Linked DNA regions of Homo sapiens: region 1 is linked to region 2. Evidence: chromatin contacts called from ENCODE Hi-C or POLR2A ChIA-PET data. All regions are on one chromosome and are shown on one strand. The core of a region is the stretch at or near the end of the contact, and the rest is flanking DNA. Distances in the headings are between cores, read along the strand shown. Region 1 overlaps LOC124904964 (a long non-coding RNA gene). Region 2 has its middle 32 kb from the start of LINC01747.

Region 1 (7,490 bases), core at 3,541-6,040, 340 kb before region 2:
TTCTCATTTGCTTCCTTTTGCTTAAATCATTTCAGGGATTGAGATGTGGTTACATGCTGGATGTCAGAGTTACACAGCCCTGCAGTTGAATTCTGGCTTCACTGCTGCCCCATGACCTTGGCCAGGCTACTGTTCCTAAATTAATTTCATCTTCAGTAAAATAGGGATAATAAAAATAATTTGTTGTGAGGATTCCATGTAATGTGCTTAATGTCCTTAATATGGCACCTAGCACAAAGTAAATAGTCAGAAAATGGCATGGATGAACAAAAAATGACATGCAACCAAGTTCCAATAAATAGCCAAAAAATGCAAATGCTGGCACCAAGAAATGTGGTAGAGATTCTAGAGCTTTCCATTAGACATCTACAGAATAACTGCTTTCATGTTTTATACTCATCCAAGGAAAGTGAGTCTCCATATCTTGCTGAAAATAAAAAGAACTTTCCAAAACACCTCCAGTTGTCCAGCCCATGGACTATGTATTTATTGTCTTCAAAGGAAACTTTGCTATTTGCCTTGGGGGGTAATACATGGCAACATGAGTTTGGCCAGCCTGGGAATCGCATTCCTGGGAAAAGGAATGCCATTGTAGATCTAGCTAAAAAGAAGGATCTGAAGAAGAATGAGTCTGAAGGTCACTATTGCCATGAACTCTACGTGCACACCTCATTTTATCAGAAAATTCAGAGCTGAGGTGCCCATACTGTTGATACAAAGCTTCAAGGCAAACAAATCCACGTCCAGCTCAGCCTCTACAGGCACTGTGCTATCCACTGTGCTTCCTTTTAAAGGGATACAACACGTAGGTGGCAGAACCTAGAAAGTGTTTTCTTTTAATAACATTATTGGTGCTGACACTTTTATTACTAGGCACTCCGATGGGCGATGTTCCTGATAATGGGAATTTTCTTTTCCTTCCATCAGATTGCTAAAGCAAATAAAATCCCTCCAAACATGAAGGATTGTTACTCCCTGTGGTGCCTTCCTGCTTCTAATCATTTCTTTTCACTATAAACATTGTTTAAGTTTGACAGTAGGGCTTTGTGTGCACTCTGAAACTGAAGGAGGAACTGACAGCAGCTTTTTACATTTTCTGTTTCAGGTTATAACAGGGTTCAAGATGTGTACTTTCATGGAAAATGATGTTTCCATCTTTTCAATGGTTGTTTGGCTCAAAGGGGTGGATCAAGAACAAGGAACATTAATTGGTAGAGAGAAAGAAAAAAAAGTGACCAATAAAGAATCCCCTGATCACTGTGTGGGCTGCAAATAGCTGGGATCAGACCACCCATCCTGCTGTGTCCAACGCTCTGTGACTCCTGGAGCCATGGTATAAACCGAATCTGCAGGGAGTGGCACACGCACACGTCTTTAATTTCCATTTCCTCATTATCATCTCTTATATTCTACTGCTCAACATGAAAAAAAAAAAAAGAGTGTGAGATATTGCTAATAAACTGATCCTTTCAAGCTTAGGATCACAGCCCCGACAATCAGAGTCCTTAAAGTTCTTGCTGCTAAATCCAAGTGAGTTTTGTTTAGATGACAAAGGACCGATGCTCTACTGTGAGGACTACAGTGCCAGAAATACAAATGACCAAGACATTCTTGATGAAGAGGATTTATTACATCATCAGGGCCATCTACCCTAGAAATCAGCAGACAGGACTATAGTTTTAGTGAGATTTTAAAAATTTAATAAAATTCAGAAATGAATTTCTTAAGTGGGAACACTAAGCTCAGTTCAGCGAGAGATGGTTGATAGTTTTAACTCATTTCATTCACAAGCCATTAAGATTTCATAAGACGCAGCCCAAATGCTGTATTTGCTCACGTGCTAAACCAGACATGCTAGGGCAATTCTGTCAAAGGATTTTTTTCCCTTTGGTTTTGTTATTAATCCTTTATTGGCTTTTGCCTCTATGACTCAGCCTGGTTGGCCCAATGCAATCACAGGGTCCTTAAAAGATGGAATATCAAGGCAGAAGGGTTAGAGATGTGACACAGAAGCAGAGGTCAGAGAGAGAGGTGAGAAGATGCTGTGTATGCTCTTGGCTTTGAAGATGGAGCTAGGAGCCTCAGGTCAAGAAATAAAGGTGATCTCTGGAACAGATAAGGAAAGGATCCTCCCCTATATTCTCCAGAAGGAGAGCAGCCCTGATGGTGCCCCAATTTTGGACTTCTTACCTCCAGAGCTCTAAGATGATACGTTTGTGTTGTTTTTAACCACAGCAGCAATGGAAAACTATTACACTCCATCACGGAAAATACTAAGCTGCTCACTACAAATGACCGATATTTAAAGTTTTTTAAAAGTATAACAATTCTGTAATATAAAAGTAATGAAGTTCTCACTGAAGAGCAGTCAGAACAAATGTATGCAAAATGGTGTGTAAATGAGTGCAGTGTCTGTAAGGTGGTGACTATGGCGCCCATTTGCCCGCTTTATATGAACTACCAATTTTTGAGATGGAAACACCTTCATAGCAGAATGAAATGACCTGGAAGATGAAAGGTGGTGTTCCTTCCTTGGGAGCTGGGGAGTCTAGAGTGTGGAGGAATGTCAAACACATTGACTTACCAGAAGCTGCATGATACCGGAAGCCAAGAATCCAATAGGCCTGGTCTCAGCCAAGCCAACTCTGAGATCTGTGGTTCTATTGGGGAGTAAGGTGGAAGCGTTTTTCTCTTTAACTGAAAGAACAGAACCACATTTTTCTCTCTCCTTGTAATATGAAGCTTGTGGTCATTTCAGTCCTTACTTTGCCTTCTACAACTTCCTAAATACTCACTGTATTTTGCTTTTCCTTTCTCTTCTCTTCCTTCTTAACGCCCTCTCTTTCACTCACCATAATTCCACAACAGTGACAAGAAACATCCACAATGGACAGAAACAAGACAAAGAGGGCTTTTCCCACCATTGTCTCTTGCATTTGAATACAATGCTTCTTAGTGGTTGGGTTTTTTTCTTCTCTATATATATCTTTTTTGAAGTAGAGGAAGTTTTCATAAGCAAGTCCTGCATCTTCTAAGTTTTTTTCTTTATTAATGTTTGTAGGGCAGGGTTTGGAAAACTATGGCCTGCAGGCCCACTCTGGCCCACTGCCTGTTTCTGTATGGTGCGTGAGCTAAAAATGGCTTTTTTGCATTTTTTTAATGGTCAGAAAAAAATCAAAAGAAGAAAAATATTTCATGGCATGTAAAATTATGAAAATTTCAAAGTCTGTAAACAAAGTTTTATTGGACCACAGCCACATCCATTCGTTTATATATGGTCTGCGGCTGGTCTCCTGTTACAGCAGCACAGACCAAGTGGCCTGCAAAACCTAAAGCACTTATTATCTCTGTTTCTTTGCAGAAAACAGTATGAGGTTGACATACTCATAGCCCAACAGTATGAGGTTGGGCTATGAATTCTTAATACTTTTAGCATCTTGGATTCCTTCAGTCTTCCTCCTTTCCATCCTATTGCATGACTTTCAGCTTCATGATAACAATGTCCTCTGCACCTCCTGTCTGTGCAAAAATTTTACAAATTACATTTATCTTGGCTTGAAGGTGGAGTTCCACTATCCCATCAGGATAAGGTTTGTGATACTTGTGCCCATGCAGGTAGAAACTGTAGATTCAGGATCCAAGGAAGAGTTGGTAGAGCCAGGACCCAAGGTGGAAAGCCCAGGAGGAAGAGATGAGGGTAGTGAGGATGTGAGCAGAGCCTGGGAGGCCACTTCATTCATGCCTCACATACAATGAGCCAGTTGTTTCTCAAACCTGTGCATCAGAATGCCCTGGAGAGCTTGCTAAAACCCACAGGGCTGGGCCCAATCCCCAGAGTTTCTGATTCAGGAAGTTTGAATTAGGGCCCAGGAATCTGCCTTTCTGACAAGTTGGTAAGTGATATATGTGTTCACAGAGAGAAGATAAAAGCTGATGCTGACAATCTTGGCCACTCCTTTTTCATACTCCTAAGAGGATCATTGAAACTGTGGTGGAAGGTAGGGGAAGGCAGGTAGAATCCTGTGCAGGCTGGTCTCATTGAGGCCGTTGGGTTGCCCAGCGGAGTGTGTGTGCAGCAAATTCCCCAATACCCTTTTCCCCAAGACCTTGTCAACAGGCAGATTCTGATGCAGGAGGTCGGGGTGGGGTCAGAGGTTGTGCATTTCTAACAAGCTACCAGGTGCAGTGATGCTGCTGGTCTGGGACCACACACTGAGGGGCAAGGCTGCAGGGGACTGCCTTGGTTTGCATACCCTTCTTCTTCCTCTGCCTGTATCACAGCAGGAACATCCTGTTTTTAATGCCAGCTGCCCTTCAGTCCACCAGAGGCAGCAGTGCTCCAACGTTCTGGGGCCATGTCCACATCTTTATCATTGCTTCTGAGCCCCGGGGACTGACTCATTTAAATGACATTTTCAACTCTGGAAAAATGTTGGGCCAGAAATGGAAACAGCAGCAAACACTTTCTGGGAAACAGGAAGCCAAATATTTGGTTCTTGACAACTATTTTCCCCCCAGATTCAGAGCCTACTTATTTCCCAAATAAATAAAACTTTTAGATAGCAAGATAAAATATGAAAATGATGTTCACGCTCAAGACCACAGGATGAGAGCACAAAGAGTGCACACTAGGAGAAAACAGAGGGCTATAAAGTGTCTCTGGCATATTTCAAGTTCTGAATTTACTTATTATCAGCTGTTTGTGTTTATTCTGCTTGCAGTAGAACCAGCTGGAGTTTTAAATTTGCACCGTGGGTGATGCTGCCAAAATTATCCCTTGCAGCTGTTGGCTCCACGCTTCTTCAGTGGCCAGCTGGTTGTCAGAAACATAAACGTAACTACCAGTCCCAAGGAGGAAGCAGTCTGCCCTATTGTCTATGGAGAACAGACAATGCGTCCCACTGCCCTTCTTTCCTGCAGGGCCCTTTAAGGGACCCAGAAAGCTCCCTCTTGCCGTATGTCCCAAAAGTCCTTTCCAAAGGAAAATAAACCCCAGAGAGCCATTTTTTGGCAGTGCCTTGCTGGGATCTGGCTTCGGAATTATTCCCAATCTGAAAAGTCTTCTCGATGATTTGGACGTGGACTGAATGTTTCCCCATCCTTCCTTCTACTTTTGAGCACCCATGGTGGGTGGACCAGCTATGGGTGGAGGTAAGCGAGGTCTGAGGCACCCCCAGTGGGAAGCCACTCCCTTCCTCTTCTCCCAGAGCTAGATGGAGCCTCAGTCACTGCCAGGCCTGTGGGTAGAAGAGGGATTTCTGAATGATGGGATCAAATATTGGCCGCCCCTACTTCAGAGTAAAGCCCTCTCCAGCACCCTGCTCTCTGTGACATCTTCATTCCTGGAAGGCTGTTCTGCCCAAGCTGAAGATGTTCTCAGACAGTTTACCCAGAGCTGTCAAGCCATCCTGCAGGCTTGTTCTCAGCCACCAGAAGTCTAGAGTAGCTAGTCTGCAGTTTTCAGTCCTGATGGAGCTAGATATTGATGAAAATAAGAAGTCTGCCTGCACCAGCTTCTGCAAATCACCAAAAGATCTCTGTGCAAATTTGTCCAATACTGACTTGGTCAGATAACCAGGGTTTCAATATTCATTGCTCTCATCACTAAGTTTTGGGGAGGTTTGCTACTGGCAGTAGATAACCGATTTTGTGGGGCTCCACCAGGCTTGCTGCTTTCACACAACAAAGGCAGAGTTCAGTGGTTATGACAGAGGCTGAAAGGCCTGCAGCTGAAATGTTTACTCTCTTGCCCTTGACAGACACGGCACGTCAACCTTGCTCTAGGGCATCCACAGAATTCCTCCAGATATCTGGGTCTTAGCAGGCACTTTTGTTTATCTGTCCTTCCACAACTCAAACCAAGAAGCCAAAGATTTAGCATCTCAGTAGTTCACTGGTAATAACATGGGGTGAGTTGGGATGGGTCTCTATGACACAGCCCGGCTGAACCCATGTGATAAAGTCTATCCTCTTGTGAAATGTGTTTTTGGGGAAGCAATCACTGAACTCAGGGGGTGCAAAGACCCCAGCCTTCTCAAGATGACAGGAGCGGCTCTTTCAGGCAGCAGATTTTTATTAAATTCTTGAAAATTAGTGAGCTACAAGGGAGTCAGAATAGCTTCTGTTTTGCAAGAGACTGCAAAAATGCGATGTGTATTACCAGCCACATTACTTTGAACTGACTAATTTTCAATTATCAAAAAATAATTTTACCTTTTTTTAATGAAGGAGTGGAGCCTTTAACTTATAAAATAAATGCATGTAGAAAATATAAGAAAGAGAAGAAAGTAAAAATCATGCTGCTTCAACTCAGAGATAATGATGTTACCAGCAGCAAATCCATATGGGTCTGCAGCAACCTCCATTCTTGCCTCCTCAGAAGAAAGAATTCAGCTGAGAGGCAGAAGGAGAGACTAGCAAGCTTTCGAGCGGGATTGAAAGTTTATTACAAAGCTTTAGAGCAGGGAAGAAGGAAGGAAAGTACACTTGGAAGAGGGCCAAGTGGCCAACTTGAAATACAAGTGCGTGGTTTGACTTTTTCACTTGGGGTTTTATGTGTTGGCATACTTCTGGGGTCTTGCATCCTTTCTCCCCTGATTCTTCCCTTGGGATGGGCTGTCCACATGCTCAGTGGCCTACCAGCACAGTTTGTTTACTGGAGTTGTACACATGCTCACTTCAAGCATTCTTCCCTTGCCAGTCAAATGTCCCTAGAAGGTCATATACCAATTAAACTCTGTCATTTTGCATCTTAATGCACAAGCTTGAGCCCACTTACCCAGCTCCTGAGATCTTATCTGGAAGCTGCTGATCCCCAGTTTGAGGTTTCTTCTATTGATAGGGAGACTGCTTTCCCTGGCACTGGCTGCAACAAATTATTTTAGAAAGACAGTTAACAACTGCCTGACCATCATCTGATGGTTGTCTGACATTCCTGGTGGTGGAGGAGCCCTCTCCTGCCATGCTCAGGCCTGACTAGCTACCTACTGTAACAATTATATATATATATCTCCTATACCATAAGTAGTATTTCTTTCTATATTAGGTGTGTTTACTTCCATAGCTTTCCATCCACTGGATCTATCAGTTATAATTTGATAATAGGTATATTAAATATACTTACTGTGCTAACAAAATGTTCAGATCTCTAATTTTCACAAAAAATTAAAGGCAAGCACTAAATATTTGCAGTTATATTAGTGATAGATATTTTCATTGTTCAATTTCTCACATTTCATGCATTTAAAGAATATATTATAATATACTTCTGTAAAATAGCATTAAAATATATAGTTCCAATTATCTTATTTTCCTGCCTAAATAGGTTTTGTTCTCTGCACATGCTCACTTTTAAGCCTCTTGTCCTGCATACATTTAAGGCCTGAACTTATCCCACAGGAGATGTGTGCCAACAGCCGAAGCACAGTTGACGTTTCTCAAACAACACTTGTGGATTTCTTGGCTTCCTTGTGAGGACTTTGTCTTCCAAG
Region 2 (6,965 bases), core at 465-2,964:
CATACACTTTGGAAAATTACTTGGGGACATTTCCGAAAGCTAAAGTGTACCTACCCTGAGGTCGAAACATTTCATAGGGGAGTGCTATGTTACCAGAAAACGTGGGCAGAAATGTTCATAACAGCATTATTAGTACTAGCCAAAGCATAGAAGCAATCCATATCAATACAGACAGCAAAATAAAACCACATTCACCAATGAAGTACTACAAAAAAAAATGACAACTGCAACATTTGCAAAATCATGGCAGAGTCTACAGGCAGGAATCTGAGCAAAAGAAATCAGACAGGAAAGAGCACACACTGTATGTAAGATTCTATGAATTTTAAGAACAGGCTAGAGGTGGACTACTTCACAGCCAGAAAAAAAGAACGAGATCATGATCTTTGCAGCAACAAGAATGGAGCTGGAGGTCATTATCCTAAGTGAACTAACACAGGAAGAGAAAACCAAATACCACATGTTCTCACTTATAAGTGGGAGCTAAACATTGAGTACACATGGACACAAAGAAGGAAACAATAGACACCTGGGACCCCTTGAGGGTGGAGGGTGGGAGGAGAGTGAGGATTGAAAAACTACCTGCTGAGTACCATGCTTATCTGCCAGGTGACAACATAAGCTGTACACCAAAACCCCAAGACATAGACATGTAATTTACCTATACGACAAACCTGCACATGTACCCCTGAAACTAACATTAAAGTTTTTTTTTGGTGGTTTTTTTTTTTTTTTTTTTTTTTTTTTCAGAAAGAACAGGCTAAAGGGCTTGTGTTGAGGGAAGCCAGAACACAGATTCCCTCTGGTGGGTGGGTGATGACCGGAAGGAGCCAGAGGTGTGGGGAGTTGGGAATGTCCACATCTTGATCTGAGCAGTGCAATGTGACTCTAGATAGGCGTTATTAAACATTCACGAAGCTACACAATTAAATCATTGGACAGTATGCCAGGCATTTTAAGCCTCAGTTGTTGTTTTTTTTTTTTTTAAAAAAAAAAAGAGAGAGAAACTTAGGGCATATCAGTTAAATATAACATGCAGAACTTGTTTGGATTCTGTTTGTACAAAATCCTGTTAAAAAGCATTCATGAAACAATGAGGAAATGGCAAGTCTCAATTGAAACTTACTACATAACATGAAGTGATGATATTTTTGTATGCTCATGGTATCACAGTATGGATTTATATTCCCTGATCTGTTAGAATACATGCTGAAGGATGCAATTATATGATACTTGGCTTTGCCTCAAAATAGTCCAGTGGGGCCTTGCAGGAGGGCTGGATGTTACAGAGGACACGGGTCAGGAGTACCTTAGCGACGAGTGCATGGAAGTTGATGCATGCATTTGCAGGAAATTTTCCATAATAAAATAATTTCTTTTAAATCTGTCTTTGGGGAAGGCCATAAGAGAAAAAAAAATCTAAAATAAAAATTTTATTTTAAAACAAAGTCTGGTTTTGCTTTATCATGTAGTGAGGCGTACTGCAGGAGATCTGAAACAATGTCAGGGTGCCCCACCCCACCCTGCTTTTCCCTCCTTCCCAGCACGTGGGATCACCCCACAGGGCCAGACATAGCAGAGTCTGAGGCCTCTTCCTGGCAGGAGGACTCCCCGAGGCAGGCAGGAAGCGTCTCTACCCAAGGCTCCGGGGAGCTAAGCCTTCCTCTGAGGGACCGCCCTGGGATTGTTTTATATTTACCTTAGCTCAGCACAGTCTCCACCCTGGCTTCCCTTGTCCTTGAAAAGGCGACAGAGGAATATTCTTAGCTCACTAGCCCTGTGCATACCTCAGGCTTCCGGAGCATCTCTGCAACTGGGGCCTCTGTGCTATGCTTTTTCCAGATGAATATGTTTGCAAGGCTTCTGCTTGAACCAGGAAGCTGCAGGCCCTAGTGGGAGCTGTGCCCATAGACCACACTTCCCCCACTGCAACTCTGCTCCAAGAGCAAGTTTGAGAAACAAGATTCCCCATGCATGTAACCATATTGAGAGCTCTGAGAAGACCTAGAGTAAAGCAGAATAAAACAAAGAAAGCATTGACAGAGGAGCACCAGGGAGCATCCCTCAAGTCCTCCTCCAAATGCACTCTTGGGGAAACCTGCGCAGAAGTGTGGCCCTTGGAGCAGTCGTTCTGAACCAGGATCCACTCTGGGTTCTGGAAATCATGAGCTTTCTAAAGTCACATTTCGTGCCTTCTTTATGAAGCAAAGGTCCTTGCGTCATGAGGCTCACAAAGGGATCCCAGACCCTGAAAGAAGCCAAAACAACTGCACTTGGTGGGTTTTTCTAAGGGACAGTCTAATGTGTTCTTGATGAGTGTTAAATTTGAATGCATAACATCATCTCTTCATACATTTATCTTTCAGTGTTGTCTCTCACTTTAAAGATCTTACCTCACAAATTATAAGACAGACCAAATTCCCATTTTAAATCCAGGCACAAAGGAATCTTGAAAAGCAAGTGGCTAAATCAAGAACACATAGAGAGAGAGAGGGTGGTCTACCCTTCACGCGCATGTGGCCAACCTGGAGGAGCTTGCAATTTTAAAGATTCACATTCAGCAGATCTTTCCACTTGGCTCTCTCATCTACTCAGGATTCTGCAGAAGGTTGAATGAACTGTCCTTGTTCCACTGTGCATCTCAGGGGAAGGTCAGCTAGCAACTCCAGATTACACGGGTGCAGTGTCTACTGCGTAACCCAAGCAAGCATGTCATCATTGAAACGAAGAACCAAGTCTTAAAAATTAATGCCCCGAGGTTCAGACTGAGGGCTCTATTCTGGTCTGATCTGAGACCAAAGGGAAGGCCTTGGTATCTTATAAAAAGAAGCTTAGGCTTTATATACATACATTGTTTTTCATCGTGGCCTCACATTTGTATTATTTTATTTTATATATTTGATTTTATTCATTTATATTATTTACAGCTCATTTACAACTCATTTTATTGGTATTTTTCTTTCTGTTTAGCACACTTCCTAGTACACAAAATTGTAGCATGCATAATAATAAAATATTTGGTTTTCTTATTAAATAATAACGCATGCCATGGTAAAACACTGGAAACTAAGAATCACCATCATTCCGACATCTCAGAGGTAACTATGGTTTACACAGACAGAGCTTTGAAGAAGCAGCTCTTCTGCCCTTTCTGGAGTCTCAAGTCCTGTGTCGCTTCTTCCCCATATTAGAGAGAGATCTACACTATACATCTCAACTTGTCTGAAGTGCCTGTGAGTTTAATACATAGCTGTAGAGCGTAAATGTTCAGTTCTCCAGACTTGAGCAAAATATACTGGGAAATTGTCCTTTTACAATACATTACCAGGAAATATCCCTATAACAACTGCGGAAGGGTGTGTAACCATGGCTATTCTACACTTCAGCGCTGCATCCACCCAGTTCTGAGTCACTGAATTCCCTCCTTATCAGCCTCCTGACCTTCAGAGTTCTGCTCCTGACCCCATCTGCACCCTCCCCTCCTCAACCAACGCTGACTTCACCCAGTCCTGTAAATCCTCCAGCTTCTGACCAAATTGCATTTGAGGACAAGGAAAAGGGACAGAGTCTGGATTTCAAATGTAGATAATGAAACTTTAGCTGAACTGATCAAGGAAAAAGGAGACAACTCTAATTTCTAATATCAGGAATGGAAAAGGAAGCAACAGTGTAGATTTTGGAGACATCAAAAGAATGGTCAGAGTACATTATGGTCAGCTTGATGTCAATAAATTGCACAGCTTAGATGATATGGACAAATTCCTTGAAAAATATAACTTAAGAAATGTATAAAAAAGGAAAAAATACTTGGAATATGAATCATCCCACTCAAGGTTCCAGAGCTTAGAAATAAATCCAACAGCTTCAGGGGAAAATATGAGGAGAGTGAGGAGTGGCTCTAGATGGAAAGGAAATAGCAAGTGTCTCAAAACTGTGTTTGGTGTAGTTCCCAGAATCAACAAAGCAGAGGCCGTTGAGTGTGTTACATATTTTAGATTTGGGGAGGGTATGTCTTCGATTAGATCAAATTGGGGAATGTAATGTTTGACCTTCATGACTCCCACCTGTGAAGACTGAACATCGTCTGTTTTGCTAAGTGAAACTCAGCTGGAGGAGAGTGCAGAACGAGGAAGAGAAGCAAGCAGTCAGAGGCCACAGTGATGATGTGGTGGGGTGGAAGCCAGGAACCACACAGTGCCCGCTGAAGGACCCACCTGCACATGGCCTCCAGCCAAGGCAAGTGGAGTAGTCACAGCCTTCCTTCCTTCCGCAAAGCAAAAACTACAAAAGCTACTTATATCTTCTAAGTTCCTCATAATCATTTGCCTAAAGTATTTGCAGTTATTCAGGTATTGAATAGTTTCTACAGGAGTTTCTTATAAACTCCAACTTCTACTTATTCCCTTTTATTCCTCTCATTTCTTCAGTCTGTTTCTGTGTATCTGGATTCTGGTGTTACTACCATTGGAGATCATCTTTATTTCAAGGATCTTCACACTTTCATTGCCTTTCCTCTTCTCTTACCCAGGTCCTGTGAACCTTGGGGAGTGTACGATACCTGCTTTTGTGGTAACAACCTTGACAACCTATGTAAAGAAAGAGTTTGGGCTACGATCATTGGCATATAGTTTGGTAGAATGTACAAATGCCTTTTTGTTTCTATTTTATAGACTAAATATGGAAATAAGTGAGGCTAATTTAATTTGTAAAGGCCTCATAGTGGATCAAGAGTTTCACTTTTGGACTGAAATGACATTTTAAGAATTTGCTGGGTAATGAAATATCTTTCAACTTCTCCTTCATATAAATTTAGCTTCCAAACCTGGGATTTATTTTTGTTCTTCTAATTCCTTTGCATAGGAGAGTTTAATAAGATTTGACATTCCAAAGTTCTGCCACAGAACTTTGCTTTGTCCTCCACATTGCTTTGCACAAGATTTTTCTCTAGAGAAAAGGACATAACTATGAGAATGAATTAGTATTTTGGGCAGCAATAAGTATGGAGAGAGAATTTTTAGGGGAGCATCTATATCCACAAGTGAGGTAATCATATAACTTATTACTCTAATTGTGGCATTTTAAAATTATATTTTGAAGCAACTTTAAACTTACAGAAAAGCTGTAAGTACTTCTACAAGTTATAAAAATTTACAAGTACAGAACTTTTTTTTTCCTTGAAGCCATTTAAGAGTAAGTTGCTAAGGCAATGTCCCATCACTTCTGATTATGATAATATATATTTCCTACAAACAAGGTCATTCTCCTACATAACCAAAATAGAACCATCATAATCAGGAAATTAACACTGATGCATTACCCCATCTAGTCCTGAGATTTCATTCAGGTTTTATCAATTACTTCAGTAATTTTTTTGTAGAAGAATGATGCAGCTCAGAATCACAGGTTGCATTTATTCAACATGTGTTTTTAATTGCCTACAATCTGGAAGAGTCCCTTGGTCTCCCCTTGACTTTCATGACTCCAACATTTTGAAGAGTACAGACTATAGCATGTCCCTTAATTTTATTAGTCTAATGTTCTCTCATGATTAAATGCAGGATATGCATCTCCAGCAGGAATATCACATACACGATGCTGTGTTCTTCTTATTCCATCCTATCAAGTTGTACATGCTTTCGACTTGTCCTGTGGCTGATGAGTTAGGTTTTGTCGTCAAATTCAGGTGATGTCTGCCATACTTCTCCACTGTAAAGCTACCTTTTTCCCCTTTGTAATAAATATGTATACTAAGGGGAGTATTTTTTGACTATGTAAATATTCTTTATTTTTTCAAGCGTGTTTGGCCCCACCTTATAGCTTATAGTTTTATTTGTATAGAAATTAGAGGGAAAGGAAGAAAAGAGAAACAGGGAAAGAAGAAACCTAACCGGGACAAATATTTAAAGGCATAGATTGAGACTGTGTTGGGAAAATAAACAAATGGTCATTGTGGCAGGTAGCCTCTAAAATGGCACTTGCTGATGCCTGCCTCCTGATATTCTCATCCCTAGGTAATTTCCTTCCCGTGAGTGGGTGTTGGATCTAGTCACTTCCTTCTAATGAACAGAATATGGCAGAAGTGATAGGGCATCACTTTCTAGTGTAGGTTGTAAAAAGACTGTGGCTTTCATTCCTCTTGAAAACTGGCACAAGACAAGGATGCCCTCTCTCAACACTCCTATTCAACATAGTATTGGAAGTTCTGGGTAGGCCAATCAGGCAACAGAAAGAAATAAAGGGTATTCAAATAGGAAGAGATGAAGCCAAATTGTGTTTGTTTGCAAATGACGTGATCCAATATCTAGAAAACCCCATTGTCTCAGCCCAAAAGCTTCTTAAGTTGATAAGCAATGTCAGCAAACTCTAAGGATACAAAATCAATGTGCAAAAGTCACAAGCATGCCTATACACCAACAACACGCAAGCAGACAGCCAAATCATGAATGAACTCCCATTCACAATTGCTACCAAGAGAATAAAATGCCTAGGAATACAGCTAACAAGGGAAGTGAAAGACTTCTTCAAGGAGAACCAAACCATTGCTCACAGAAATCAGAGAAAATATAAAAGAATAGAAAAACATTCCATGCTCATGGATAGGAAGAATCAATATCATAAAAATGGCCATACTCCCCAAGGAAATGTATAAATTCAATGCTATTCCCATCAAACTACCATTAACATTCTTCACAGAATTAGAAGAAACTATTTTAAAATTCCTGTGGAAACAAAGAAGAGCTTGTATAGACAAGACAATCCTAAGCAAAAAGAACAAAGCTGGAGGCATCACACTACCAGATTTCAAACTATACTACAAAGCTACAGTAACCAAAACAACATTGTACTGGTACAAAAACTGACACATAAACCAATGGAGCAGAATAGAAAACTCATAAATAAAACTACACATTTACAACAATCTGATCTTTGACAGACCTGACAAAAATAGGCAATGGAGAAAGAAT

What was found. Hi-C counts contacts between places; a loop is a spot of excess contacts on that map. ChIA-PET counts read pairs that join two places held with the same protein, here RNA polymerase II (POLR2A). Pooled maps may share reads with other maps.
Region 1: a loop to region 2 is called in a map of posterior vena cava, with 3 times the contacts of the local background. The contact joins two enhancer-like sites. A Hi-C loop is called at or near these places in 4 of 168 maps with a recorded cell type or tissue (MCF 10A, chondrocyte, left ventricle myocardium superior and 1 more) and 4 of 50 pooled maps. POLR2A ChIA-PET finds 5 or more read pairs at or near these places in 2 of 52 experiments (A549 and SK-N-SH).

Annotation. Positions count from the first base shown.
Region 1 is chr20:23,059,145-23,066,634 of GRCh38, reverse strand. It overlaps LOC124904964 (a long non-coding RNA gene), which reads left to right. Exons shown (of 2, transcript XR_007067745.1): 2 at 1,106-1,496. Among named protein-coding and RNA genes, the nearest start is that of THBD, 13 kb to the right of the region's middle. RefSeq lists a silencer at 4,109-4,403. Within about 2 kb of position 4,790, at least 12 of the 41 ENCODE cell types and tissues checked have a DNase peak (open chromatin) inside an H3K27ac peak, as active enhancers do.
Region 2 is chr20:22,714,125-22,721,089 of GRCh38, reverse strand. No RefSeq gene overlaps it. Among named protein-coding and RNA genes, the nearest start is that of LINC01747, 32 kb to the right of the region's middle. Within about 2 kb of position 1,714, at least 5 of the 41 ENCODE cell types and tissues checked have a DNase peak (open chromatin) inside an H3K27ac peak, as active enhancers do.